3 separate regions of the Homo sapiens genome follow, and all the other regions are linked to region 3. The links are chromatin loops, found by intact Hi-C in ENCODE. Cell type or tissue: heart left ventricle. All regions are shown on one strand. Links, peaks and the distances in the headings refer to the core of each region. The heading gives the core; the rest is flanking DNA. Region 1 holds the start of GYPB (glycophorin B (MNS blood group)). Region 2 holds the start of GYPE (glycophorin E (MNS blood group)). Region 3 overlaps SMARCA5 (SNF2 related chromatin remodeling ATPase 5).

Region 1 (9,963 bases), core at 4,964-9,963, 460 kb before region 3:
ATATTCCACAGTCTTTCAAAGCCAGCACATTCCACATTTAGTCACCATATTTACTCCTTCCACTATTCCCTTCTCTTTTTATTTGTTGACTCTTACTTATCCTTCATAATTCATATTACATTATGCAGAAAATCTTTGCTGGGGGCTCATCTCCAGCTGTTTACAGCCTGGTCTCGGATCCTATATTCCAGCTCTAACAGCTTTCACTTTGCACTTACCTCCACCATAGTATTTGTTACACTGAGAGGCAATTATCTGAGTAGGTGAAAAAATATTATATTTTAAAAACTATTTGATGGGGCTGTAGAATTTATCAGGAGTACAGAGACAACTGATTTTTCATTAAAAAAGACTTTTGTTATAAAACATAGTCAATAAAGAGATGTATTACCCTGCTTAATAAAGTAGGAGAGTACCTTTCTGAATCAGAAATTTGGGATTAAAAAGAAAAACTAAGGAATATTCTGCTTTTCCTCAACAACTGAGGAAGAATACAGGAAAAGCCAGGAGTATGGAATCCTGAGGAAGTAAAGAAAAAAAGGAGAAGGAATTCAATTCTGAGGAATGAATCATAGCAATACAGTGACAGGCCAGGACCAAGAAGACAGCTGACCGAGAGGGGATTCCCTATGAAGATGGCTTGCAGGCTTCAGACACAGTGTTGTTTTCTCCTCTCTGCTGGAATTCCTCTCTATTGTCTCTAAACCCTTAGTAAAATTATTTCATATATGATAGTCTTGTGTTAGCTGTCCCTGGGAAGGAATGAGAAGAGGCTCTGTCCATGAATTCCATGTAGGGCAAAGTGGTGGGCAGTGCACACCCTGGACCAGGGCTCTGATAAAAGAGGTGATTGAGGAGAGGTCTTGAAACAGCTTTTGGAAGAAGATAATGTGACTCCCCCAGTATGTTAGTCCATTTTGCATTACTACAAAGGAATACCTGAGGCTGGGAAATTTATAAAGAAAAGAGGTTTAGTTTGACTTATGTTTCTACAGGCTGTACAGGGAACATGGTGCTGACATCTGCTTCTGTTGAAAGCCTCACAAAGCTTCCCAATCATGGTAGAAGGCAAAGGGAGAGCTGGTGTATCACATAGCAAGAGGGAGCAAGTGGGTGGGGAGGAGGCATCACATTCTTTTAAACACACGGGGAAAGGATTCCCTATTTAATAAATGGTGCTGGGAAAATTGGCTAGCCATATGTAGAAAGCTGAAACTGGATCCCTTCCTTACACCTTATACAAAAATTAATTCAAGATGGATTAAAGACTTAAATGTTAGACCTGAAACCATAAAAAGCCTAGAAGAAAACCTAGGCAATAGCATTCAGGACATAGGCATGGGCAAGGACTTCATGTCTAAAACACCAAAAGCAATGGCAACAAAAGCCAAAATGGACAAATGGGATCTAATTATACTAAAGAACTTTGGCACAGCAAAAGACACTACCATCAGAGTGAACAGGCAACCTACAGAATGGGAGAACATTTTTGCAACCTACTCATCTGACAAATGGCTAATATCCAGAATCTACAATGAACTCAAACAAATTTACAAGAAAAAAACAAACAACCCCATCAAAAAGCGGGCAAAGGATATGAACAGACACTTCTCAAAAGAAGACATTTATGCAGCCAAAAAACACATGAAAAAATGCTCATCATCACTGACCATCAGAGAAATGCAAATCAAAACCACAATGAGATATCATCTCACACCAATTAGAATGGCGATCATTAAAAAGTCAGGAAACAACAGGTGCTGGAGAGGATGTGGAGAAATAGGAACACTTTTTCACTGTTGGTGGGACTGTAAACTAGTTCAACCATTGTGGAAGTCAGCGTGGCGATTCCTCAGGGATCTAGAACTAGAAATACCATTTGACCCAGCCATCTCATTACTGGGCATATACCCAAAGGATTATAAATCATGCTGCTATAAAGACATATGCACACGTATGTTTATAGCAGCACTATTCACAATAGCAAAGACTTGGAACCAACCTAAATGTCCAACAATGATAGACTGGATTAAGAAAATGTGGCATATATACACCATGGAATACTATGCAGCCATAAAAAATGATGAGTTCATGTCGTTTGTAGGGACATGGATAAAACTGGAAACCATCATTCTCAGCAAACTACCGCAAGGACAAAAAACCAAACACCACATGTTCTCACTCATAGGCAGGAATTGAACAATGAGAACACATGGACACAGGAAGGGGAACATCGCACACCAGGGACTGTTGTGGTGTGGGGGGAGTGGGGAGGGATAGCATTAGGAGATATGCCTAATGCTAAATGATGAGTAAATGGGTGCAGCACACCAACATGGCACATGTATACATATGTAACAAACCTGCACGTTGTGCACATGTACCCTCAAACTTAAAGTATAATAATAATAAAATTAAAAAAAAAAAAGAAAAGCTACTCCTGCTTGCTTCTGGTTGCATTTGCATGGAATGTCTTTTTCTACCCCTTTACCTTAAGTTTATGTGAGTCCTTATGTGTCAGTTGAGTCTCATGGAGGGAGCAGATAGTTGCTTTATGAATTCTTATCCATTCTTTAATTCTGTATCTTTTAAGTGGAGCATTTAGGCCATTTATATTCAATGTTAGTATCGAGATATGAGGTACCATTCCATTCATTGTGCTATTTCTTGCCTGTATACCTTGTTTTTTAGTTGTTGTTGTTTGTTTGTTGTTGTTGTTGTATAGGTCCTGTAATATTTACTCTTTAAAGAGGCTCTGTTTTAATGTTGTTCCAGAATTTCTTTCAACATTTATAGCTCCTTTTAGCAGTTCCTGTAGTGCTGGCTTCGTAGTGCCAAATTCTCTCAGCATTTGTTTGTCTGAAAAAGACTGTATCTTTCCTCCATTTATGAAGCTTAGTTTCGGTGGATACAAATTCTTGCCTGATAATTATTTTGTTTAAAGAGGCTGAAGACAGGGCCGAAATCCCTTCTAGTCTATAGAGTTTCTGCTGAGAAATCTGCTGTTAATCTGATAGGTTTTCCTTTATAGGTTAACTCGTCCTTTTACCTCAAAGCTCTTAAGATTCTTTCCCTCATCTTAACTTTAGATAACCTGATGACAACGTGCCTAGGCAATGATTTTTTGCAATGTATTTCCCAGGTGTTCTTTGAACTTGTATTTGGATGTCTAGGTCTCCAGCAAGGCTGGGAAGTTTTCCTTGATTATTCCCCAAAATATGTTTTCCAAACTTAGATTTCTCTTCTTCCTCAAGAAGGCTGATAATTCTTAGTTTGGTTGTTTAACATAATCCCAGATTTCTTGCAGGCTTTGCTTGTATTTTCTTATTCTTTTTTCTTTGTCTTTGTTGGTTTGGGTTAATTTGAAAACCTCGTCTTCGAGCTCTGAAGTTCTTTCTTTTACTTGTTGGAATCTATTGCTGAGACTTTCCAGAGCATTTTGCATTTCTATAAGTGCATCCATTTTTTCCTGAAGTTTTGATTGTTTGTTATTTATCCTATCTATTTAATTGAAAATTTCTCCCCTCATTTCTTCTATCATTTTTTTTTCACTTCCTTAAATTGGGCTTTGCCTTTTCTGGTACCTCCTTGATTAGCTTAATAACTAATCTTCTGAATTCTTTTCCAGGTAAATCAGGGATTCCTTCTTCATTTGGATCCATTGCTGGTGAGCTAGTGAGATTTTGGGGGGGTGTTAAAAAACCTTGTTTTGTCATATTACCACAGTGGGCTTTCTGGTTCCTTCTCCTTTGGGTAGGCTCTGTCAGAGGGAAAGTCTAGGGCTCAAGGCTGTTGTTCAGATTCTTTTGTCCCACAGGGTGTTCCCTTGATATAGTACTCTCCCACTTTTCCTAGGGATGTGGCTTCCTGAGGACAGAGCTGTAGTGATTTTTATCCCTGATTTTTATCCCATGCAGGTTGTCAGGGAAGTTGAAGTCATAGGCCTCACCCAGCTCCCACATAACCCGAAGGGCTGGTCTCACTCCCACCATAGCCCCTACAACAGCACCGAGTCTGTTTCAAGGCAGTGGGTGAGCAGGGCTGAGATTCTGCCCCAGGCTACCTGCCTCCCAGCTGCAAAAGCAAGTAGGGCTTTGGTACTTCCCCACCTGTGGAGTCTGCACACTGGATTCATGCCCTCCCCCAGGTTCTGGCCAGGAGATTTCTCAATCTGTTCAAATTGTTACAAAGTTCAGCTGGAAGTTTCCTTCTCTTTGTGACCATTTCCCAGTGCCTCTGGTAGCCCTCCTCAAGGACCCCTGTGAGGCAAGGCAGAAATGGATGGCTAGGGAACCCAGTGAGCCCACAGGGCTTTTCGCGCTGCTTTCTCTAGCAGTGTATGTCACTTGGCTCTCTAAATTGACTCAGCTCCAAGTAAGGTCAAAATCTTCTCCTGTGATCTAGACCTTTAGGTTCCCCAGTGAGGATGTGTGTTCAGGAGCTGACTATTCCCCTTTCCCACTTCCACAGTTTGCAGTTTGGGCTCCCACAGCATTTGGGGTGTCTCCTGAGACCTGCAGGAACAATCCACTTCCTTCAGAGGGTCTGTGGGTTCTCTCAGCTTTCCTGATTTATTCCTGCAGTCAAAGTTCATGATACAAGCCTCCACACGCTGCTTTGTCTGTTCAAGTGGGAGCTGCAATCCAGTCCTGCCTCCCATCCACCATGATCTCTGGAATACATCTGAAATGTTCTATGTCTTGATTTGAGTGACAGTTTCACACATATACTCATGTATGTGTGTGTGTGTGTGTATGTGTGTATATATACATATGAGTTATACACTTAGTTTGTGAGTGTTACATTTTAATAAAAATAAATCTTAGAAATGACTACATATTTGTTCCTTTTCTTTTATCAGTATACTTCCTCTAGTATTCATATAGAGAACCAGGGCTAAATTCATCTTTACAAAGGTAAACGGCAGAATGAATTGATATACTAGACATTGAAAAGAACCAATGTGAGATTAAAATTTCAAACAGTTTTGAAAACTACTACATTGTGTATTCTTGCACTATCTCTCTCTTTCTTGGTATCAGACCATTGCTCATGCTGTTTTCTCTGCTTAAAATGTTCTTACTTCTCCCGTGACTTGTCTACTCATCCTTTAGGTCTTGCTTGCTCTGGAAAACCTTTCCAGAACCCCAAGTCTGAGTTAGGTACCCCTCTTATGTACTCTTATAACACCCTTTGCTTACTACTATCATCCACTTGACACTCCATAATGCAATTGCCTTCTTACTTTATTTGTTTCCCAATTAAGCTGTCAGTTCCTGAAGGGAAACTTGAGTTACTGAAGGTTGTGTCTTCCACACTTGGCACAGTGCCCGGTAGGTGCTCACAAATCATTTGTTGAATTATTATTTGGATGTAGAACAAGCTGGACCTATCAATTCTCAGCAGAAAGATCATGTATGATTCCTGATTCCAGCAGTATAGCACAATGGACTTAGAGGCAACTGGGAACAGTTTTTCACTGTCTACATCACCATTGTAGTAATGAGAGTTTCTCACTTCTGGGGTTTCTTCAACGCACATCACATCTCATTATAATCTTAAAGAAAGGAAACTGAAAACTGGGTTAAAGAAATCTCATCACTAGAAGGTGTTGAAGGAGACTCCTAAATAAATTAGATTTCCAAACCCAAATGCCAAAAGCTTAGAAAGAGTATAAATGAATGTGATGGATTGTGTTTTCGCTCCCAATTATTAGGGCCCTTCCTGTAAGTGTTTTATATATCCTCACCATTGACCTATGACTTGGAGGACTTCCATTTGGAAGAATTATATTTACTTGTCCCGTTGAGGTCAGCTTGGCCACTGATTTACTTTGGCTAATAGAATATGAGAAAAAAAAATAACACATACCATGTCTGAGAGGAAGCATTAAAAGCCATTCCTTATTTGGCCTTTTTCCCCCAGTTTGCAACAAGAACAGCATATTCCAAATGGGGGTGGCTCCTTCAGTCTGGATCCTGGAACTTGTCACCGTCATAGACCAAATGTAATGTGAGCAGGAAATGAACCAGTGTTGCTGCAAGACACTGAGATTTTGAGGCCTTACCACAGTAGAACCTAATCTAAGAAATGGAAGCAAGCATCAGGTGGAGCACTTACCAGACTCAAGAAAGCCTATTTGTCCCAAGAGACAGCCAGTCCTTAGCTCTCATGGATTGTCACAATGTAGAACTGCATGCTAACTCTTGCCAGATCTTCCGGTAACAGGAGCCAAATTTTTAATTAAATCAATTCCTGATTTTTAATTAAAATATACCTTCTTTTTAAATGTTAGCAGCTAAATCCATACGTTTAAAAAACACTTAGGGCAAATCAAATCAAGTAATACACTCATAGTCTCTTTTCCATTCCATAGTTTGCTCATATTTAAAATAAGAATGCTAATATCTGTTCTGCCTCTCTAACAGGGTTATTTTGAGCGTTACATTTATCTTACCTTGTAGTTGTTTTTTTATTTAAAAAAAATTTCAAATGATAAACAAACAAAGGTCAGGGAAAGTTCTTAGACTACTCTGGCAAAGGAGGCTGGAAAATTCTAAGGCGATGAGGTGCCAAGGAGGATAGTAGTATAAACCACTGTGCCTCCACTTTCCTGCCCCTCCCCTGTTCTCCACTCCTCCATGCAAAACATGAAAAGCACACTTCTCCACTGGCAGATCAGACTAGCATGCAACCATCTTCAGGAATAATCTAAGCCTGAAATAGTTGAGAGGTAAGTAATTGACAAAAATGAATGGTTCTCTGTCATGAAACAAGCAAGGTATAAGTTTGTGTTGATCGATCCAAGTTGCCTTTCCTAGATTATAACATTGAACTTCATCCTTCTTAACTACGTCATAGAAATGACTCAGGCAATTCAAAAAATAGCCTAAAGACATGTAGTATCAGGAAAATTGGATAAGTTTTTTATGTTTGATCAAATGCCTCAAAAGTACTTCTTTTATTTTATGCAGAGTCAAAATTCTTAAAAGATGTGGATTTGTCTAATAATTTGCATGATATAGCTCTTAGGCAGAATTTTATGATAATTCTGAATGTGTATTTCAGTAAAAATATTTTTGAAAAATTTAAAGAAGATTAGGGAATGCCTGAAAGAGAAAAATGTAATCTGACGTATATTTTTTTCTGTTGCATTTACGGGGCTCACATTTTTTCCTTCCATTGTGCAGATACGCCACTAGAGGGAACTATATGGCTCTGCTTCCTCACACCCTGTATGAGGTGCTGAATCTGACCTCTGATTTCCTCATTGAGAACCCTCCAGGTTTTGACTTACTTTAATAGGGCCAGGTACTCTACAGGGCATTGTGCCAGATGCTGGAAACAGAACAACAGAGACAGGACCCACAAATACAAAGCAACAGATTGTTCACAACAACCTGAGACAGGTGTTAATAAACAGGCATGTGTGAGCACTACAGGAGTTTAGAAAATTGCTAAGGATGTGATTCTGCAGGAAAGGAGAGTGGGAGGTCATGGAAAAGAAAGCACTCTCAGACTCTGACCAGTCCAGGCTGAAGGAGGTATGAAAGCTGAATTTTAGGCTGAGTTTCCTTTTCGTTTTCCCCTTCCTGCCTTAGCAATGGACCTCCATACTGGAGGGAACCTGAAGCTAGGATATGACATAGGTTACCCGTAGGATATATAAAAAATGATCAGCCTATACACCCAGGACTGCCCGTGAGAAGTTGCTTTCCTTTGCACTGCAATATTCATTTGTCATTTATTGATTTGAGAAATATTTATTGTCAAGTGTGCCCTAAGCACTCATTGGTAAATAAGATAGACATAGTCAGGGTGTGTCCACTTAAAAATTGTAGTCCAGTGGAGACACAATGATTGCAATGTAGTGTAATAAGTCCTATGATAAGGGAAGAAGATGGAACCACACAAGTATAGAGCAGGGGCACCTGAGAAAGACAGGAAGTCAGGGAAGGCTTTGTGGAGGAAGTACTATTCAATTAAGAGCCTAAGCAGAATTGGAGGCCACCTAAAAAGGAGTAGGTGTATTCCAGGTGAAGACAGCACAACCCAGAGGAAAAAAGAATCAAATAGGATTTTATTTGTGTATATACAATTTTGAGATCTTGCTGTTTTCCACGTATCCATTTTATCCTGAGTCTCTATATCTTTATTTTTGAAAACATGATTTTAATAGTTGCTCTAATAGTCCATTGTAAGAATAGTGACAGTTATTTATCCATTTTCAGAAATAGCATTTTTAAGACTCATGCTAATCGCTCTCCCTTTGTCAATATAAAATCATGTGAATTAATTCTTACTGCTTATATGAATATCAACAACATTTCCTTTACTTGGTTGACTCTTGAGCACAATTCCTGCAACTCAACCTGATATCCAGCCATAACAAACACTGACTTTATGGAAGGTGTTAAATTATTATGTATTGTTTAATTTTAACTTTTTAGTAAAATTTGCTGCAGTTGTTTTACATGAATTGGCAGGGCCTTAAGAGGCACTCTGGATTCTTTTCTTGCTGCTCAGATTACCCCGTCTGTGTCATTCATTCTTCCGTCTCTCCCAAGTCTGCATCTCCACTCCCTCCATCCATTAGAGGAGCCTCAATCTCAGGCTCCTCCCTCTCTGGGATGCTCTGCTGATACTTATCTCCATCTTTTATCCAGTAAATACTTTTTTTTCTCTGTGGTCCAGTTTCCTGAAGCTGCAAACATTAACTTCATAAATGATTTTTTTAAACCACACTTTGGGTAAATATGTAAGTATGATATATGTGGCAAATTGCTTACATAGCAAATTGATTTTCTGGGTCAGGCAGGAAAGACTTTCACAAAAATCTTACAGGAAGTAAGATGATTTAGATGGAGTATCCAGTCACCTTCTGTTGAACCATTTCAGATCTAATTTATATTTTTTGTTCTGTCTCCCTTTAATGTCCTCACATTTCCATACCTTTCATTTTAACCTACTTTAATGATAAGGTTTTTGGTTTGTTGGGTTTTGTTTCTGACTGTTTGCATTTATTGTCTTGGTATTCATTTATGCTTACTTAGCAAGGTATATTTCAGACAGAAACAGCTCACTGGTTTCATAGCTGCACAGCACTAGCTCTTCAGTTCAAACTCTATTTTCACTGAAAGATTTGTTGCATCTCATGTCTCTTACATTGCTGTGTGACTCACCATGAGTTTGGGAGTCTTGCAGAACCTCAGAACACTCAAATGATTTAAATTTCTCAAATATGTTCATTTCACATATAGGAAGTCACTTTCATTTGGACCACCGGGTCTTGACATTAGAAATGAGAAGGTCTATGGCTCCACAACAGCTACCTCAGCCTGGCACGTGCCCTGGCCTCAGAGATTCACAGTCCAGTTCTTTGTCCAGTTGGGTGGCTCCTGTCTACCACCTTACCATGCCCATTTAACTTATGCAAAGTTAATATCACAAGTAGCCACCTGTTCCTTGCAGTGAAAATTGTACTTACCACTTTCACAGCCCCAAGATATCCATGTATCTTTATTAACAGGCGCTTAACAACTTGCATCATTTAAAATGCCTCCCCTGCCTATCAGCTGATGATGGCCGCAGGAAGGTGGGCCTGGAAGATAACAGCTAGTAGGCTAAGGCCAGACACTGACACTTGCAGTTGTCTTTGGTAGTTTTTTTGCACTAACTTCAGGAACCAGCTCATGATCTCAGGATGTATGGAAAAATAATCTTTGTATTACTATTGTCAGGTAAGTGATTTTATTTCATCTTGGTTCTGTTATATTGGGTATGAGATCATAGAATAAAATATGAACTACCCTATTTCAGTTCTATCTTATTTAAATCAATAAATGAGTAGTATTTCCTCTTCCAGTCTGGTGGATGGATTTTACTGGAACTCAGCTACCAATGTGGGGGAAATGACACAAGGGAGCCCAGTATTTATGGCCGAATCCAGTTTTCTAGTATGAG
Region 2 (9,663 bases), core at 4,664-9,663, 350 kb before region 3:
GAGAATTTGCCCCAGGCTACCAGCCTCCCAGCTGCAAAAGCAAGTAGGGCTTTGGTACTTCCCCACCTGTAGAGTCTGCACACTGGATTCATGCCCTCCCCCAAGTTCTGGCTAGGAGACTTCTCAATCTGTTCAAATTGTTTTAAAGTTCAGCTGGAAGTTTCCTTCTCTTTGTGACCATTTCCCAGTGCCTCTGGTAGCCCTCCTCAAGGACCCCCGTGAGGCAAGGCAGAAATGGATGGCTAGGGAACCCAGTGAGCCCACAGGGCCTTACGCCCTGCTTTCTCTAGCAGTGTATGTCACTTGGCTCTCTAAATTGACTCAGCTCCAAGTAAGGTCAAAATCTTCTCCTGTGATCTAGACCTTTAGGTTCCCCAGTGAGGATGTGTGTTCAGGAGCTGACTATTCCCCTTTCCCACTTCCACAGTTTGCAGTTTGGGCTCCCACAGCATTTGGGGTGTCTCCTGAGACCTGCAGGAGCAATCCGCTTCTTTCTGAGGGTCTGTGGGTTCTCTCAGTGTTCCTGATTTATTCCTGCAGTCAAAGTTCATGATACAAGCCTCCACACGCTGCTTTGTCTGTCCAAGTGGGAGCTGCAATCCAGTCCTGCCTCCCATCCACCATGATCTCTGGAATACATCTGAAATGTTCTATGTCTTGATTTGAGTGACAGTTTCACACATATACTCATGTATGTGTGTGTATATGTGTGTATATATATATATGAGTTACACACTTACAGTTTGTGAGTGTTACATTTTAATAAAAATAAATCTTAGAAATGACTACATATTTGTTCCTTTTCTTTTATCAATATACTTCCTCTAGTATTCATATAGAGAACCAGGGCTAAATTCATCTTTACAAAGGTAAATCGCAGAATGAATTGATATCCTAGACATTGAAAAGAACAAATGTGAGATTAAAATTTCAAACAGTTTTGAAAACTACTACATTGTGTATTCTTGCACTATCTCTGCCTTTCTTGATATCAGACCATTGCTCATGCTGTTTTCTCTGCTTAAAATGTTCTTACTTCTCCCGTGACTTGTCTACTCATCCTTTAGGTCTCATTGCTTGCTCTGGAAAACCTTTCCAGAACCTCAACCCTGAGTTAGGTACCCCTCTTATGTACCCTTATAACACCCTTTGCTTACTACTATCATCCACTTGACACTCCATAATGCAATTGCCTTCTTAATTTATTTGTTTCCAAATTAAGCTGTCAGTTCCTGAAGGGAAACTTGAGTTACTGAAGGTTGTGTCTTCCACACTTGGCACAGTGCCCGGTAGGTGCTCACAAATCATTGGTTGAATTATTATTTGGATGTAGAACAAGCTGGACCTATCAATTCTCAGCAGAAAGATTATGTATGATACCTGATTCCAGCAGTATAGCACGATGGACTTAGAGGCAACTGGGAACAGTTTTCCACTGTCTACATCACCATTGTAGTGATGAGAGTTTCTCACTTCTGGGGTTTCTTCAACGCACATCACATCTCATTATAATTTTAAAGAAAGGAAACTGAAAACTGGGTTAAAGAAATCTCATCACTAGAAGGTGTTGAAGAAGACTCCTAAATAAATTAGATTTCCAAACCCAAATGCCAAAAGCTTAGAAAGAGTATAAATGAATGCGATGGATTGTGTTTTTGCTCCCAATTATTAGGGCCCTTCCTGTAAGTGTTTTATATATCCTCACCATTGACCTATGACTTGCAGGACTTCCATTTGGAAGAATTATATTTACTTGTCCCATTGAGGTCAGCTTGGCCACTGATTTACTTTGGCTAATAGAATGTGAGAAAAAAACCATAACACAGTCTGAGAGGAAGCATTAAAAGCCATTCCTTATCTGGCCTTTTTCCCCCAGTTTGCAACAAGAACAGCATATTCCAAATGGGGGTGGCTCCTTCAGTCTGGATCCTGGAACTTGTCACCGTCATAGACCAAATGTAATGTGAGCAGGAAATGAACCAGTGTTGCTGCAAGACACTGAGATTTTGAGGCCTTACCACAGTAGAACCTAATCTAAGAAATGGAAGCAAGCATCAAGTGGAGCACTTACCAGACTCAAGAAAGCCTATTTGTCCCAAGAGACAGCCAGTCCTTAGCTCTCATGAATTGTCACAATGTAGAACTGCACGCTAACTCTTGCCAGATCTTCCTGTAAGAGGAGCCAAATTTTAAATTAAATCAATTCCTGATTTTTAATTAAAATATACCTTCTTTTTAAATGTTGGCGCTAAATCCATACGTTTAAAAAACACTTAGGGCAAATCAAATCAAGTAATAACTCATAATCTCTTTTCCATTCCATAGTTTGCTCATACATAAAATAAGAATGCGCTGGCCCGGCGTCGCTGGGCTTTCCTCAAGGGGTCCCCGAGCAGCGTCGCAGAGCGGGCCGACTTCCGGGAAGGAAGTGACCAGCGACTGAGCGGCGGCCGGCGCGTTTAGCGCCCTGAACATGCGGCAGTCCCTGCGGGCGACCCCAGGCTCCGGACAGGCAGCGGCGGAGGCGGCGGCTCCGGAGGGAAGGAGGCGGCGGCGCCGGCGGAGGTGGCGGCGGAGGTGGCGGCGGAGACGGCCGGCGCCCGGCGCGGAGCCCTAGCGAGGCAGTTCAGCGCGGCCTCGGGCCTGGTCGAGAAGGATGCTGTCCCGACAGAAAACCAAAAACGAAGTGTCCAAGCCGGCCGAGGTGCAGGGGAAGTACGTGAAGAAGGAGACGTCGCCTCTGCTTCGGAATCTTATGCCTTCATTCATCCAGCATGGTCCAAAAATTCCAGGACGAACTGATATCTGTCTTCCAGATTCAAGCCCTAATGCCTTTTCAACTTCTGGAGATGGAGTAGTTTCAAGAAACCAGAGTTTCCTTAGAACTCCAATTCAAAGAACACCTCATAAAATAATGAGAAGAGAAAGCAACAGATTATCTGCACCTTCTTATCTTGCCAGAAGTCTAGCAGATGTCCCTAGAGAGTATGGTTCTTCTCAGTCATTTGTAACGGAAGTTAGTTTTGCTGTTGAAAATGGAGACTCTGGTTCCCGATATTATTATTCAGACAATTTTGTTGATGGTCAGAGAAAGCGGCCACTTGGAGATCGTGCACATGAAGACTACAGATATTATGAATACAACCATGATCTCTTCCAAAGAATGCCACAGAATCAGGGGAGGCATGCTTCAGGTAGCTTAACATTATAAATAATATAGTAGTTTATATTTATTGACATGTCAATTAAAAAGATGTTCTTTTCTAGATTTTCTTGGGACACGGACAAATACTACTAGCGAAATATTTTTCCACTTTGCTCGTCCTGCTTAAGCCTGTGTGCAAATAGTTGTTAATCTACACTGAATGGAAGAGTCCTTGTGACCATTTATTTTATTAACTCATGTTATATAAACTTGGTACTTATCTCAAGGCTGTCTAGTCTCTTAATGCTGTGACCCTTGAAAACCTAGAGAATTTAATGTCTCCAGTTGGGCTGAATTTAGGTTTAGGTTTGGTAGAATAATGGGAAGGGTAAATCTTCAGAGACACTTGACTGAGTCCTCAGAGACACTTGACGAACTTGGGAAAGGAAAGAAGAATAGGAACAACTGGGCATGGTCAGTGATACCCTGAGCAATCACATTACTTCGCTAGATCCTGCACTTTTTCTCTGAACAAAAAGTAGTTCAAGAATTATTTCCTGAGTTGATCAAAAAGACTTATAGTCATATGGTTAATTATGTGTTGAGCATGTCTTTTTATTATTTTTGTAACAGACAAAAAATATTACCATATAATTTAAGAAAAGAAGGTACTTTCCATATCTCCTGAGTTGGAGATACTTCTGAAAGGAGCAGAAGAGATGGGAGAAATGTACAGTTCTACTTTATTCCTGAAGTCCTGGTTTTACCAGATAAAATTAAGTGAGAGGAAAATTAAACTTTCTTGTCCGATTGTTTTTTTCTACCAAGTTATAGACTTTAAATTTTGGCAGGATAAAAATAAAATGTGAGACAGATTTACTTTTTGGCTCACATAACTTCAAATAAGACGACTTAAAAATGGTTTGGAGCATTAGTATTTTGACTGTAGAAAAAAATTATTCATTTAGTATTAACTGTTTATGTGTCTAGCGTTTTCCTTGGGTCTGTTGGTCTCTGCTTTCTGGTACCTTATTTGTCTAGTATCTTATTTGTGGAAACAAAACCAATCTATACACAATAGTCACAGAACAATTGTTACACTTTGTGATACTAACTGTAAGTGCAACAGGGAATCAGAAGAGAGATGAGTATAGGCTGGAATACTTAAAGAGATGATTGGAGGACTTGGAGTGGGCCTTGAGCTTGGCCTTTAGATTAACAGGGGCCAGAAGAAGGACATTTTACATGGAAAATTGGGAATAGCACAATGAAAACAGAGTAGGCATGGTTTAAATATAAGGAACAGTGTAGTTCTGCCTGGTTTGAAGAAATAAGATGTAAGGTCGAGTGGAGATTTGTGGTTCAACAATAGGCTTAGATTTGAGTCAAGTGGAAGCTCTTGCACATTTCAGAAAGACAAGTGATTTTATGAAAGCAGTGTTTAAAGATTAGTTTTGTACTAGAATTAAGGGTAGATTCCTAGAGAAAAGAGGATTGCAGGTACCAGTGGGTACCAGTGGTAATAGGAAAAGGCAAATCTAGGATGCTTTGGAAGGAAAAATGAGAATTAGAGTTTAGGAGAAAGCAGATCACTGAAGTTTTAAAAATAATGTGGAATAGTTGGTAAGAACAACTTATTTTATGAAAGCTGACATCGGAGTCTCACTGGAACATTGTAGAGGAGAGGTTTTCTAGGCATGTGGAAATGCAGTAAGAGGCATGGGTAAAAGCACCTTTTAGTTTTTAAGGAATTAGGTTAAAGAATTAGCTGCATGCTTGTGTTTATTTTGGTTATTTCTGATATACAGTTCTGAACCTCAGGAGTAATTTGTTATCTAACTAAAATAGTAAGTTTTAAAAATAAAGCTCATTTATATTTTCTTCTAGAATAATAACTGCTTATTACGGGAAATTTGCAAAATGCAGTAACGTAAAGGCAAAGTACCTGTCCACCAGAGATCCTCTTAGTATGTTATTTTCTTCATCTTTTTCCATGCCAAATTCTTTTTTTACATGGATGTGATTATATAATATTTTGTACAGTTTTCTGTTCTTTTTACTTGAATGATTTTCTTCATGTTGTATACTTTTTATGAGTGGTTTTAATGACTGCATAATCTTCCATTTGGTGCATATTCAGTGGTTAATGAGGACTTGACCTATACTTCAGAAATTTGGAAAGAGGAGAAGTGGGACATGCCCAAATTAATGGGACTTGGCCACTAACGGGGTTTGAAGGACAAAGGAGAGGGAAGAGTCAGATAGGATTAGCATAGCACATGACTGCCTAAGAGATGCTCACAAAAATAAATGGCTGAATGAGTGAATGAACCCAGCGGTTTTAAATCTGGAGGCTTAAGACAGTTTTTGGTAGCTGAGGGAGAACAGAAATAGCTATGTTTACTGTTAATATAGAATATGTGTTATTCTTTGCACTCACCTTTCCCACCTATATTGCAGACGCCACTGATAGCTTGTAATACTTTTCTACCTGAGGTTTAAGTATGTAAACATGAAGAATTAATAACAAGTTAAACTCTTGTTTTGAAAATCTAATTTGCCAAATATAATTGAGGAAATACTATAAGAACTAAATCTCTACTGATCCTCTCTTAGGAGCAATTTGACATAATATTTGTAAGTTTAAAGACAGACTTTAAAACAACTTTCCGGTCACAACTTCAAAATAAAGTACAAGTTAATTGCAAAAAAATAAATAAATAAAAATAAAATAAAATAAAATAAGAATGCTAATATCTGTTCTGCCTCTCTAACAGGGTTATTTTGAGTGTTAGATTTATCTTACTTGTAGTTGTTTTTTTATTTTAAAAAAATTTTGAAATGATAAACTAACAAAGGTCAGGGAAAGTTCTTAGACTACTCTGGCAAGGCAGGCTGGACAATTCTAAGGCGATGAGGTACCAAGGAGGCTAGTAGTATAAACCACAGTGCCTCAACTTTCCTGCCCCTCCCCTGTTCTCCACTCCTCCATGCAAAACATGAAAAGCACACTTCTCCACTGGCAGATCAGACTAGCATGCAACCATCTTCAGGAATAATCTAAGCCTGAAATAGTTGAGAGGTAAGTAATTGACAAAAATGAATGGTTCTCTGTCATGAAACAAGCAAGGTATAAGTTTGTGTTGATCGATCCAAGTTGCCTTTCCTAGATTATAACATTGAACTTCATCCTTCTTAACTACGTCATAGAAATGACTCGGGCAATTCAAAAAATAGCTTAAAGACATGTAGTATCAAGAAAATTGGATAAGTTTTTTATGTTTGATTAAATGCCTCAAAAGTACTTGTTTTATTTTATGCAAAGATTCAAAATTCTTAAAAGATGTGGATTTGTCTAATAATTTGCATGATATAGCTCATAGGTAGAATTTTATGATAATTATGAATGTGTACTTCAGTAAAAATATTTCTGAAAAATTTAAAGAAGATTAAGGAATGCCTGAAAGAGAAAAATGTAATCTGATGTATTTTTTTTGTTGTTGCATTTACGGGGCTCACATTTTTTCCTTCCATTGTGCAGATACGCCACTAGAGAGCACTGTACGGCACTGCTTCCTCACACCCTGTGTGAGGTGCTGAATCTGACCTCTGATTTCCTCATTGAGAACCCTCCAGGTTTTGACTTACTTTAATAGGGCCAGGTACTCTATAGGGCATTGTGCCAGATGCTGGAAACAGAACAACAGAGACAGGACCCACAAATACAAAGGAACAGATTGTTCACAACAACCTGAGACAGGTGTTAATAAACAGGCCTGTGTCAGCACTACAGGAGTTTAGAGAATTGCTAACGATGTGATTCTGCAGGAAAGGAAAGTGGGAGGTCATGGAAAAGAAAGCACTCTCAGACTCTGACCAGTCCAGGCTGAAGAAGGTATGAAAGCTGAATTTTAGGCTGAGTTTCCTTTTCATTTTCCCCTTCCTGCCTTAGCAATGGACCTCCATACTGGAGGGAACCTGAAGCTAGGATATGACATAGGTTACCCGCAGGATATATAAAAAATGATCAGCCTATACACCCAGGACTGCCCGTGAGAAGTTGCTTTCCTCTGCACTGCAATATTCATTTGTCATTTATTGATTTGAGAAATATTTATTGTCAAGTGTGCCCCAAGCACTCATTGGTAAATAAGATAGCCATAGTCAGGGTGTGTCCACTTAAAAACTGTAGTCCAGTGGAGACACAATGATTGCAACGTAGTGTAATAAGTCCTGTGATAAGGGAAGAAGATGGAACCACACAAGTATAGAGCAGGGGCACCTGACAAAGACAGGAAGTCAGGGAAGGCTTCGTGGAGGAAGTACTATTCAATGAAGACCCTAAGCAGAATTGGAGGCCACCTAAAAAGGAGTAGGTGTATTCCAGGTGAAGATAGCACAACCCAGGAAAAAAAGAATCCAATAGGATTTTATTTGTGTATATACAATTTTCAGATCTTGCTGTTTTCCACTTATCCATTTTATCCTGAGTCTCCATATCTTTATTTTTGAAAACATGATTTTAATAGTTGCTCTAATAGTCCATCGTAAGAATAGTGACATTTATTTACCCATTTTCAGAAATAGCATTTTTAAGACTCATGCTAATCGCTCTCCCTTTGTCAATATAAAATCATGTGAATTAATTCTTACTGCTTATATGAATATCAACAACATTTCCTTTACTTGGTTGACTCTTGAGCACAATTCCTGCAACCCAAACTGATATCCAGCCATAACAAACACTGAATTTATGGAAGGTATTAAATTATTATGTATTGTTTAATTTTAAGTTTTTAATAAAATTTGCTGCAGTTGTTTTACATGAATTGGCAGGGCCTTAAGAGGCACTCTGGATTCTTTTCCTGCTGCTCAGATTACCCCGTCTGTGTCATTCATTCTTCCGTCTCTCCCAAGTCTGCATCTCCACTCCCTCCATCCATTAGTCCCTCAATCTCAGGCTCCTCCCTCTCTGGGATGCTCTGCTGATACTTATCTCCATCTTTTATCCAGTAAATACTTTTTTTTCTCTGTGGTCCAGTTTCCTGAATCTGCAAACATTAGCTTCATAAATGATTTTTTTAAACCACACTTTGGGTAAATATGTAAGTATGATATATGTGGCAAATTGCTTACATAGCAAATTGATTTTCTGGGTCAGGCAGGAAAGACTTTCACAAAAATCTTACAGGAAGTAAGATGATTTAGATGGAGTATCCAGTCACCTTCTGTTGAACCATTTCAGACCTAATTTATATTTTTTGTTCTGTCTCCCTTTAAAATTGAGCTTCCTCACATTTCCATACCTTTCATTTTAACCTACTTTAATGATAAGGTTTTTGGTTTGTTGGGTTTTGTTTCTGACTGTTTTCATTTATTGTCTTGGTATTCATTTATGCTTACTTAGCAAGGTATATTTCAGACAGAAACAGCTCACTGGTTTCATAGCTGCACAGCACTAGCTCTTCAGTTCAAACTCTATTTTCACTGAAAGATTTGTTGCATCTCATGTCTCTTACATTGCTGTGTGACTCACCATGAGTTTGGGAGTCTTTCAGAACCTCAGAACACTCAAATGATTTAAATTTCTCAAATATGTTCATTTCACATATAGGAAGTCACTTTCATCTGGACCACCGGGTCTTGACATTAGAAATGAGAAGGTCTATGGCTCCACAACAGCTACCTCAGCCTGGCACGTGCCCTGGCCTCAGAGATTCACAGTCCAGTTCTTTGTCCAGTTGGGTGGCTCCTGTCTACCACCTTACCATGCCCACTTAACTGATGCAAAGTTAATATCACAAGTAGCCACCTGTTCCTTGCAGTGAAAATTGTACTTACCACTTTCATAGCCCCAAGATATCCATGTATCTTTATTAACAGGCGCTTAACAACTTGCATCATTTAAAATGCCTCCCCTGCCTATCAGCTGATGATGGCCACAGGAAGGTGGGCCTGGAAGATAACAGCTAGCAGGCTAAGGCCAGACACTGACACTTGCAGTTGTCTTTGGTAGTTTTTTTGCACTAACTTCAGGAGCCAGCTCGTGATCTCAGGATGTATGGAAAAATAATCTTTGTATTACTATTGTCAGGTAAGTGATTTTATTTCATCTTGGTTCTGTTATATTGGGTATGAGATCATAGAATAAAATGTAAACTACCCTATTTTAGTTCTATCTTATTTAAATGCATAAATGAGTAGTATTTCCTCTTCCAGTCTGGTGGATGGATTTTACTGGAACTCAGCTACCAATGTGGGGGAAATGGCACAAGGGAGCCCAGTATTTATGGCCGAATCCAGTTTTCTAGTATGAGAAGCTTACTTCAATTCTAAGTCTAGCTAGAATTAAACTAATTTTATCAAATGCTATGAGAAATAGCTCTCTGTGAATAAATGTATTGCTTTGTTTGAGTTATAAGGAGATTCATTTCCAAACTAAAGAGTTATTAACAAAGGTGTTATATGGCTTTTAGTTTTAAAAAGGTATAATTTCCTATTTCTGCCAAATGGTGAGA
Region 3 (10,094 bases), core at 3,604-8,603:
AATGAGAAAATGCTTATAAAGTATGTCTAGAGGGGAAAATCCTGCTCACTTAAATAGGATAAATTATATCTTCCAGAGGTCCTAATAAGAGTGAGTGAAGAACAATGAGTCAGGGACCCCAAGAAGATACTGAGTTATAATTACCATGTCCATATTAACAACATAAAAGAAAACTTATAATTTAGATGACTAATAAGGCCTTTCATTCTTTCCTACCACTTTCAGGTTTCTCTTACTGTTTCCGGGGTGTTAGTGTTGAAAATAATGATTCTTAGGCACTTTTACAGAATAGCAATATTTAGTAACCACGATTTGGTATAAAAGGATATCAGGTTAATTTATATACAATTTTGCAAGAAAAGTGTGGTAACTTACTGATCTTTTTCTGAAACATACACGAGCCACAAGAAATGCTAACAATTCTGTATAGTATAGCAGTTCGCCTCTCAGTTGTGTCTTATGCACTGCCATGTTTATACATGGGATCCTAACCTTTTAGACTGAAATACATTTAAAAAGTTATAATCTTCAGGTCTCAGAAACAACATATTTAGTTTATATATTTTCTTTCCATTAAGAAAAGGTTTAGCATTTGAGTAAGAACATGACACATTCTGCTTTCTTAATATCATATTGTCTTTAGCATATAACCACCTTTAGATTAAAAACCTGGAGGAAAATGGTTATTTGCCAAAAAATAATTTTCTTCCCTCAACATTTAGGTGAAAACACAAGGCACAAAGTGAAATACAGCCTGGAAGAATATTTATAGAAAGACAGAATTGTATAGAAAGGTATAGAAAGACAGAATTGCCTGACATAAAAATTATTTTAGAATATAAAACATAATTTTAGAAAATGATAAATATGATGGGGTATAATTATTTATTCATAATTCTGGAAAAGTAATAAAAATACATTCACTATATTTAACCAAAAGCATAAACATTCTTTTAAAAAGTAGTACTTGTTATTCATTATGTGCCTTTTTAAACTAATTCAATTATCTTTACTGTATATGATTTTCTCTATATAGATTTCTATTCTGTATGTTACATTCTATTTTTTACTTACAAGCAAATCATTTTTTAAACTCAAATGTGTTAACTCTCTTGAAGTCATGTGCTATCAATAAATAATAAATAATATTGAGAATATTACCTTGAAAAATCAAAAAAAAAAAGAAAACAAGTTATGTTCTTCCAAGATACAATGATGAAATAAAGACTGATAAACATTTCCACTTCAAAATGGAGAAATAGGCCAAAAATAAGGGGCAACAGGCCCCACAGAAATCTGCAACCCAGTAGGGCAGACATTAAATCTTAAAGCTCCAAAATAATCTCCCATGACTCCATGTCCCACATCCAGGCCACACTGGTACGAGGGGTGTGCTCCCAAGGTCTTGGACAGTCAGACCCCTATGACTCTGCTGGGTGCAGCTCACATGGCTGCCCTCATGGGTTGGAGTCGAATGCCTGTGGCTTTTCAAGGCTGAAGGTATAAGCTGGCTCTTCCACTCTGGGATCTGGAAGGCAGTGGCCTGTTCCTACAGCTCCACTAGGCAGTGCCTCGGTGAGGACTCTCCATGGGGGGCTTCAATCTCATATTTCACCTCAGCACTGCCCTATCGAGACTTTCTACAGGGCCTCCACTCCTGCAGCAGGCTTTTTCCTGGGCACCCAGTCTTTCCACTATATCCTCTGCAATCTAGAGGAAAGTTGCCAAGGCTCCACCACTCTTGCCTTCTGCCTGCCTGCAGAACTAACACCATGTGGAAACCTACAAGGCTTATGGCTTGTGCCCTCTAGAGCAGTTGCCCAAGCAGTATCTGGGGCCCTCTGAGCTGAGGCTGGAGCCAAAGCAGCTAGGATTCGGGGAACAGTGTCCTGACTCTGTACAGGGTAATGGGGGGCCCCAGGCTTGGTTCCCAAAATCATTCTTTCCTCCTAGACCTCTGGGCTTGTGAAGGGAGAGGCTGCCTTGAAGAATTACCTTCAATAATTTATAATATAACCAGGAATCAAATTTCTTATTACCTTTCTTCATGGGTTTTCTGGCCTCTAAAATGGAAAAAAGATTAATTCTGTTCCTAGAGATATGTATCCAGCAAGAAGATCTGTTAACAAGTCAGATACCAAGCAGAGTTAACCACACAGTAGAAAAATGTGCCCGTACACGCTGTCATTGGGTGCCCACATCAACCTCTAATGTGAAATTTAAGTAATAGAAAGAGGAAAAGTATTTTTTAAATGTACCAAAACATGAAAAAGTTTTATTGACTGGCAGAGGTAAAGTTAAAGTAATAGATTTACCAGAAGGTAGAAATACTAGTTGAGGGTGTTGTTTCCCCCACCCTCCTACAAAATGCTGCTTCCACAGTTTCTCCAGAATTTGCAGTTACTTTCTGACTCCACATATTCACTACTCCCTGATTTCAGAGGAGGGTCCAAATCTCTTTATTTTCCAAATTGATCACTTTGAACCCTGACATTTTTAGGCCCCAGACCTTAACAATAAGCCTCAGTCTTCTTTACCAGCTCAATCATTTCTACCTGCCATCTTTCGTTCTTCTCAGAAAAAGCTCACTTTATGGGCTGATACCTGGAACCCTAGTGGTCATCAGAAAATGGGGTTTAATACTTGGCAGTCACATGCATGCTTGATATTTCCCAATCTCAATGCCTAGGATGGCATATCCCCTCTGTCTTGTAACCAGAAAAATGTCATTTGTCCTCAGACTAAAGAGATCATGGAGAACTGTTTCAGCAATAGATATGGAGCAAGGAAGCATTATTCTTTCCTATGCCTGCATGGAACAGCAACTGAGGTTACAAATAATACTCCCCTGTTTTCAATCTTTCGATGGCTTTCTATCACAAACTATTTTGTGGACTTAGGGAAAAATCAAAACATATTTCTTGTCTACAAGACTGTAAAAGCTCTATTTACATGATGTGGCCCTAACTAAGTCTCCATTATTATTTACCACCTCTCTCTCCCTCCCCCACTACACTCCAGCCATGGTGTCTTACTGCTGTTCTTCAAACATAACAAGCACTTTCCCATCACAGGGCTTTTGCACTTGCGGTTCCCCCACTCCTCCTAAAGATCTTCACACAGATGTTTGATGGTTAACTCTCTTACATTATTCAGTTTTTCATCCAAATGTCATTTCCCCGGAAACAACTTTGCTGACCACCTTAAGGCAACAACCCAACATCAGTATCTGCTTACTCTGTGTTGTTTGTCTTCACAGCAGTAACGACTTTCTGGATTTTTATATGTGTTTGTTTATGCATATGTGTTAGCATATAAACTCCATGAAGGCTGAGGTTTTGTCAGTTCTCTTTATTGTTTTATCTGTGGTACCTAGAATGGTGCCTGATACAGAAAGGTTCTATATAAATGTATGTTAAATGAAGGATTTGACCAAGGAGTATCATCAAATTTCCTGTTGCCTGAGCCAGTAGCTGACTTCTCTGTTGCCCCTTGCTTTCAAGCAGCTGGTTGAGTAATTGTATTATACACATTGGGTGGCCAACTGCCATTCTGAGACCTAATTTTCTAGTTCTAAAGAAACTATAAAATTGATCTGAAGAAACTACTAGAGCCAACAATAATTCAGGAATTCATCCCACCATCTGAGCACTAATTTCTTGACTTTCCTCTGAAGATAGGTGCTAGACCTTTGGCAAACAATGGCAGCAAATGACAGGAAAAGTCAAGTTAAGACCTATTTTGCCTTAGCACTGCTATATTCCTATGGTCACAAGTGTTTCATAGTATAATCACATCCTCTTGTTTAAGTGGCATAGGCTTAGGATTGTTATTTTTCTTTAGCATACACATAAACAGGGGCCAAAATTGAACTCAACTGCTGTATATTGGCTACATCAAATATTGCAGTAAGAATCTGGACTTTGGGGTTTGAATGGACAAATCTATATTATAATTTTCCTCTGATATTTTACAAATAAACTTTTCCATCAAGGAGTCTACACACACTGGTTCTACATTTTCTTTACCATCAGATCCTGTTTTGAACACTACCATGCCACTGAAGAAAACTGTTCTCTCCAAGGTCAATCTGCACTGACCTGTATCAGTCATTAAATCCAATGCCTCCTTCCAAATTTTCCACAGCAGCTTTCAAAACCTGTGACATTCTGGGTCTCCTCCCATAACTGACTCCCACTTTACAGGCAGTAAAATGTAGAAGACAATGCATGGACAATAAAGTTATACCATTCTGGATCAAGCAAATCTGTTCCAGTTTTGAATTCTCACTCAACCACCTATTGGCTACACAACTTTAAACTAGTGGGTTCACAAACCCCTAAGCTTTACTTTCCTAACCTATATAATGGAAGCAATCATATCCACCAAATGTTGTGGTTATGAAAACTAAATAATAATATTGTCTTTTGGCACACGGTTAGACATTAAATGAATGTAAGTTTTCATCTTTCTTTTGTATCCTCTATCACTTCCTTGACTATTTTGTCTTCTTTCAACAAAGTCTCTCCTGTTATTTTCATTTATTCCATTAACTATCAGTTTTTGAAGGGCTCATGTAAATATTCAGCTCCACACTTATTGAAAATTTCTTAATTACTTACAAAATTTGTAAGTCACTGATATGTGACTTACCTAATGTAATTACCCTAATGTAATGCCCCACGGGGTGGGACAGGAAGGTGGGTGTCTGCGGTGGAAGCAGGATGGTACCCACGTGGAGGTGTCGGCCATGTCGAGGATGCTCCCTGGTGGCAGGGTGGAGGAGATGAGCATGTTGCCGATGGTGATAGTGATGCGGAGGCGGGAGGGCAGGGGCCCCACCTGGAACAGGCTACTGATGTCGGTGTCAAAGGGGAGGTAGATCCCTCATGCTCTAGCGCGTCGACCCCATTCACCCACACGATGGCATAGGAGTGGGCACTGACAATCCTCAGTACCACTCTTGTGTGCAGGTCCTGGGTCCATTGCTCCAGGAAGGTCACCTCCCGTTCGTACCACATCTGGTCTACAAAATGCCGCAGCCGCCAGTCCTGGCCAACGTCGTTGAAGCTGGAGGGAACCGGTATGTCCATGGTGGAGCCCGACTCTCGCAGCAGACGCCGATACCACTACTCCTAGAAGCCAAGGCACAGTTTGTCGAAGAAGTCGGCGCGGAAGCTCCAGAGGCGGTCCAGCTTCTTCCGCTCCCGCGACGGCCTCTCTCTTGGGTACAGCATCCCGCCCTGCAGCGCCAGCGCGCAGCCCCACAACAACGGCCCGAGCGCCTACCAGGCGTCCGCCGCCCCCCGGACCATGCTTTCCGCTCCTCTGCTGGGCCGCCGTCTGCGGGCCTATCAGCAGCGCGGGAGGAGCCCTGCGGACTGGTCGCGCGCGACGTGACGCGCCAGTCGCGCAGAGGGAAAGTATTTTTTTAAAACCAAGAGATTTGAACTGACGAACAATTACAAATACCCAAAGTGATGATTTGTCCCCCTGTGTTTAAAAGTCTTGGTGCTAGACAATCAAGGATGTTTCCAACATGTACGTAGAAGACTCTGACCTTCTAGCACCACTGTTCGGGTGTTAAACCCGGCCTAGTCCTACGTGACTGCCTGCGCCTTTCTGTATTCTAGTCTTTCACTCCCAGCTGCAGCTGGTAGCCGGCAGCGTTTGACCTGCAGTGGGCAGCTCACCTTTGTTCCTAACACTGCCATCTCGCGGATGGGGTCTGCAGCCGCCAATCAGAGCGTCAAGGTGAGCCTGGGGAGACCTCTACAGGTGCCTGTGGTTTCATTGTAACTACCTAAACTATTCATTCTCTTATCAAGCACCCACCCAGTTCCAGTACTGTCCAGTTACAATAAGGAGCCCAATGATAATTTTTTTTAAAGATTAGTTCCTGCTGTGAAGAAACTAAACTCAGCGTACTCTTGAAGGAGCTCCCTCTAACTTATCTTACGACTATTAAGGGTGAGAAAAAAGCACTGTGGCGTCTGCAGCATTTAGATTGGTAGGAGTATTCTGCAAGACTTGTGCCATTACTTTTATCAAGTTGGCTCCCAGGGAAAGAGGTGGCTGGGGAGGAGGGGGAGCGCAAAAAATAGGAGGCTGGGGGAAAGCCAATACCCAGAGAAAAGACCTTTCTACAACTGGAAAGCATACTAAGAAAGCAAACCTATCCATCTACTGGGATTAAAGGGCATATAAAATGAAAAAAAAAAAAGTTACTCCTTGCAAAGCTAGGATGACCAGATGGCCCCTTGCCACCTCCCAGAAGGGAATCTGAAAGTCAGCTAATCACCAGCCTGTTTGTGAGGAAGAGCCAGTAAGAACTCCGCCTTTGCACAGCAAATCTGTATCATCTATTCTTCTTTTTCCCTCCACTCAGGATCCCTACACCCAGCCAGCATGGGCATCAAGGAAAGCAGGCTGGTAAACTTCAGGGCAGAGATCCGCTTCTGAAGGCAGCTAGTAATGTCTCACCCAGCTAAGCCTTGCTACTAGGCAACAGCACTGCCTCACTCAAGAAATTATCAATCTGCATCAGGCCAGATGCAGTGGCTCACACCTGTAATCTCAACATTTGGGAGGCGGAGGCAGGCAGATCATTTGAGGCCAGGAGTTCGAGACCAGCCTGGCCAATATGGTGAAACCCTGTCTCTACTAAAAATACAGTAATTAGCCAGGTGTGGTGCATGCCTGTAGTCCCAGCTATCCGGAAGGCTGAGCCAGGAGAATTGCTTGAACCTGGGTGGCAGAGGTTGCAGTGAGCCTAGATCGCACCACTGCACTCCAACCTGGGTGACAGAGCAAGACTCTGTCTCAAAAGTCACTAGTGTGCATGAGACACAGAAGCTTTGACAAAAATTCAAACAGCCATGGAGAAATACCGATGGTCTACAGAAGCAGTGCTTAGTCCTTGCTAGAATTCTCTAGTTTTGAAACATGGGAATAAGTAGAACTGCCAATGTGTCTGATGAGTAACTGTGGTATTTATTGCAACTGAGCTCTAGAAAGAGGCTACTGTTGTCTATGATCTGTCCTTTCCCCAACCACCCAGGCATCTCTTTGTCCACTCCAGTGATGTCTGCAGACCACCCTAATGTCACCTCAAGAGGGGTGAACCAACCTTCCACTGGCCAGCATAATAGCCTTGGAGTTTCATCTCAGATTTCATAGTGAATTCGGCTTTCAGGGCAGGATTTAGTTTGGGATGAAAAAGTGTTTCCATTAAGTATTGTATTTGAATCCTGGGTTCTTCAATGATTGAGGAAGACTAATAAAGAAAAGTTTACAAATAATCACATGAACTAAATTAGGACTTCAAAAGTTTAATGAAGTGAAATAATCTCTACTTATCTCTATTTCTTTTCCCAATTTATTCACAATCTATATACATAAAAACTCCTTTGGGTTGTCTACATCAAAAACAAGAATTTCTGTAGTAAGCAAACTATATGCATATTCTTTGTATTAATAAAATATTTTTGTCAATGTAGTGTTTACATTGTTTATATTACAAAGTTTCCAACATTAACTAAATTCTGATAAACTTTCTTCTTGTACTGGAGATACATGATATGCAACATTAAATATTGGTGTCCTAGAGATAAGAGCCACACACCTTGTATGCTGTAGAGTTAAAGGCAAGTACCTAGATCCTCAATCTTCTCATAGCCTCATTACCCCCCAAAAAAGCTGTCATTAGAGCTAGGGAATCTCTCCGGACACAAGGGAATCTGTGGTAACAAAGAATGTAGACCCATGTTGCCAGTCTTGAGTATCTCAGGTGAGGTGCCAGTCCACTTCTGAAACAATGCTTTGCCTCTTATGCCTGTGGAGAAACTATTCCACTTCTTCATTTTTTTCATTTAGAATCATATCATTTCAGTCTTTTTCTTCTTACTTCAATTTTGGTTCTTGTAGCATAGTCTTTTCTGGTAACTACTGTAAAGTTAATGCTGCAAAAGCCTATTTAATCATTCTAATAAAAACCTTAACAGATCCAAAACGATTCTGGGATGTACACAGCGAAGTTAATTCTGCAGCACTGCTCCACACCAAGAATGTATTTTGCCCATTATCTGTCATCTGAGGGATGCCCTCACCTTTGATCTTGACATCAGATTCCAACAGGCAAAGATACATTTTGGTAACAGCTATGTACATATACAAAATATGTATATATTTTGGTAACAGCTACTCCGTTAATACATGTCTTCTAGCATTCCATTCATTTGGATTTATGAGTTCATCAATCCACCTTGTGTCATTAATCTACTTTGTTTAAATTACCCTCCTTAGTACCCATTTTTTTAGCAATGTTCTACTCCAAAACTACTGGTTTGAAATATAGTAGCACATCCTTTCAAAAAGATTTGTTTTTTAGATTCAAAGGGATAGAACAAGATGAAATTTATTTTTTACTCAGAATTTTTCTGAAAAACCACAGGGGTGTTTTACAATGCTTTTTAAGATCGAGATTAAGAAAGGTACTAAGCCAAAGATCATTTATATAATCATTTATATAATTAAATCCAGATTAGTTCAAACAATCGGCATATATTAAATACTCAAAGGGCAGATGGAGCAATCCTTATCTGAAATGCCTGGAACCAGAAGTGTTTTTAGCATTTTCCAGACTTTAGAATACTTGCATTATACTTATCAGTTCAGCATCCCTAATCCAAAAATCAGAAATGCCCTAATGAGCATTCAAATTATGGAGCATTTCTGATTTTAGATTTTTTGATTAGGGATGCTCAACTTGTACTCTATGCTTAGGATTTGCTTCTCTCAACTTTATGAAAAACAAAATGTAGGCCAGGTGTGGTGTAGGCTCACAACTATGATCCCAGCACTTTGGAATGTAGGCTTACACATGTAATCCCAGCACTTTGAGAGGTTGACGCAAGAGGATTGCCTGAAGTCGGCGTTTGAGACCGGACTGGGCAACATAGCAAGGCCCTATCTCTACAAAAACTAAAAAAACTTAGCTGGGCGTGGTATCTGTAGTCCTAGCTACTTGGGAAGCTGAGGTGGGAGGATCACTTGAGCCCTGAAGTTTGAGGTTGCAGTGAGCTGTGATTGCACCACTGCACTCCAGCCTGGGTGACAGAGCAAGACCCTGTCTCTTAAAAGTAGTAATAATTACACTTTATAATAGCCTCCAGCACTTTGTCAGATGTACAATTAAGCAATCTTTCATGCTTTGTTGTTAAAAAAAAAAAAAGACATTTATTCAGTATCATGATCAGATTATTAAAACATTTAGCAATCAACAGCATGGGTACAAAACAAAACAATCTACACTGAAACCCTGTGTTGGAATGCTTTACTTTCCACAGAACAGAAACTATTATACAATTAGTCACAAATACAGTCATCAAGTTCTGTGATCGTGGTGGCTTTGGTGGCAGCCATGGTGGTGGTGATGGATATGGTGGCAGTGGGGATTGCTATAATAGATTTGGTAATGATTGAAGCAATTTTGGAGGTGGTAAAAGCTACAATGATTTTGGCAATGACAACAATCAGTCTTCAAATTTTGGACCCATGAAGGGAGGAAACTTTGGAGGCAGAAGCTCTGGGCCCTATGGTGGTAGAGGCCAATACTTTGCCAAACCACGATACCAAGGTGGCTAAGGCAGTTCCAGTAGCAGTAGTGGTTAAGGCAGTTCCAGTAGCAGTAGTAGCTGTGGCACTGACAGAAGATTTTAATTACTGCCAGGAAACAAAAGCTTAGCGGGAGAGGAAAGCCAGAGAAGTGACAGGGAAGTGACAGGTTAAAACAGATTTGTGAACTTGGCCAAACACAGTGGTGGCAGGGCCTAGCTGGTTCATGCTTTTTTTTCAAGTGAGTTTCCCTTCACACAGTTTCCATTTGAGTCCCTAAGCTCTCAGGGCTACCACTATACTTGATTCATTTTGCATTTCCACTGTGTATCTCCCTCCCAGTTTCTCCTCCTCTTGAAAACATCACTTTTGTGACCTCCGTAAGTTTTCTTCAGCCTTACATTTTTTCAATTTCTTCCAAACTGAGGTGATAACTCTTACAAATTCTTTTTCCTTTCATAAGTAACCATTCCTCATGC

The links. A loop is a pair of places that touch in the nucleus more often than their neighbours do. Peaks named below come from ENCODE experiments on the same cell type or tissue, not always from the same donor. Only the 100,000 strongest peaks of a DNase experiment are listed, where the experiment ranks them.
Region 1: a loop joins it to region 3, with 9 times the contacts of the local background. A loop is called at or near these places in 11 of 110 quality-filtered maps.
Region 2: a loop joins it to region 3, with 15 times the contacts of the local background. A loop is called at or near these places in 24 of 110 quality-filtered maps.

The regions. Positions count from the first base shown.
Region 1 is chr4:144,019,028-144,028,990 of GRCh38, reverse strand. GYPB (glycophorin B (MNS blood group)) reads left to right here and starts at 9,611. Exons shown (of 5, transcript NM_002100.6): 1 at 9,611-9,740. The coding sequence starts at 9,704. In heart left ventricle, for the core only: a CTCF peak has its summit at 7,202 (motif pointing right); no DNase peak of the experiment used is centred there.
Region 2 is chr4:143,905,047-143,914,709 of GRCh38, reverse strand. It overlaps GYPE (glycophorin E (MNS blood group)), which reads left to right and starts at 9,151. Exons shown (of 4, transcript NM_198682.3): 1 at 9,151-9,239. The coding sequence starts at 9,203. All of the region lies in intron 9 of LOC105377459 (a long non-coding RNA gene), which reads right to left. It overlaps LOC101927636 (a long non-coding RNA gene), which reads right to left and starts at 2,379. Exons shown (of 7, transcript NR_125886.1): 1 at 2,261-2,379; 2 at 2,072-2,170. It also overlaps the pseudogene LOC100420464. In heart left ventricle, for the core only: a CTCF peak has its summit at 6,698 (motif pointing right); no DNase peak of the experiment used is centred there; H3K4me3 peaks cover 207 bases.
Region 3 is chr4:143,554,708-143,564,801 of GRCh38, reverse strand. SMARCA5 (SNF2 related chromatin remodeling ATPase 5) reads right to left here. Exons shown (of 24, transcript NM_003601.4): 24 at 7,316-10,094. It also overlaps the pseudogene GUSBP5. Among named protein-coding and RNA genes, the nearest start is that of SMARCA5-AS1, 45 kb to the right of the region's middle. RefSeq lists enhancers at 5,079-5,178, 5,309-5,418, 5,429-5,588. In heart left ventricle, for the core only: a CTCF peak has its summit at 5,732 (motif pointing left); DNase peaks (open chromatin) are centred at 4,771, 5,281 and 5,681; H3K4me3 peaks cover 1,531 bases; H3K27ac peaks cover 182 bases.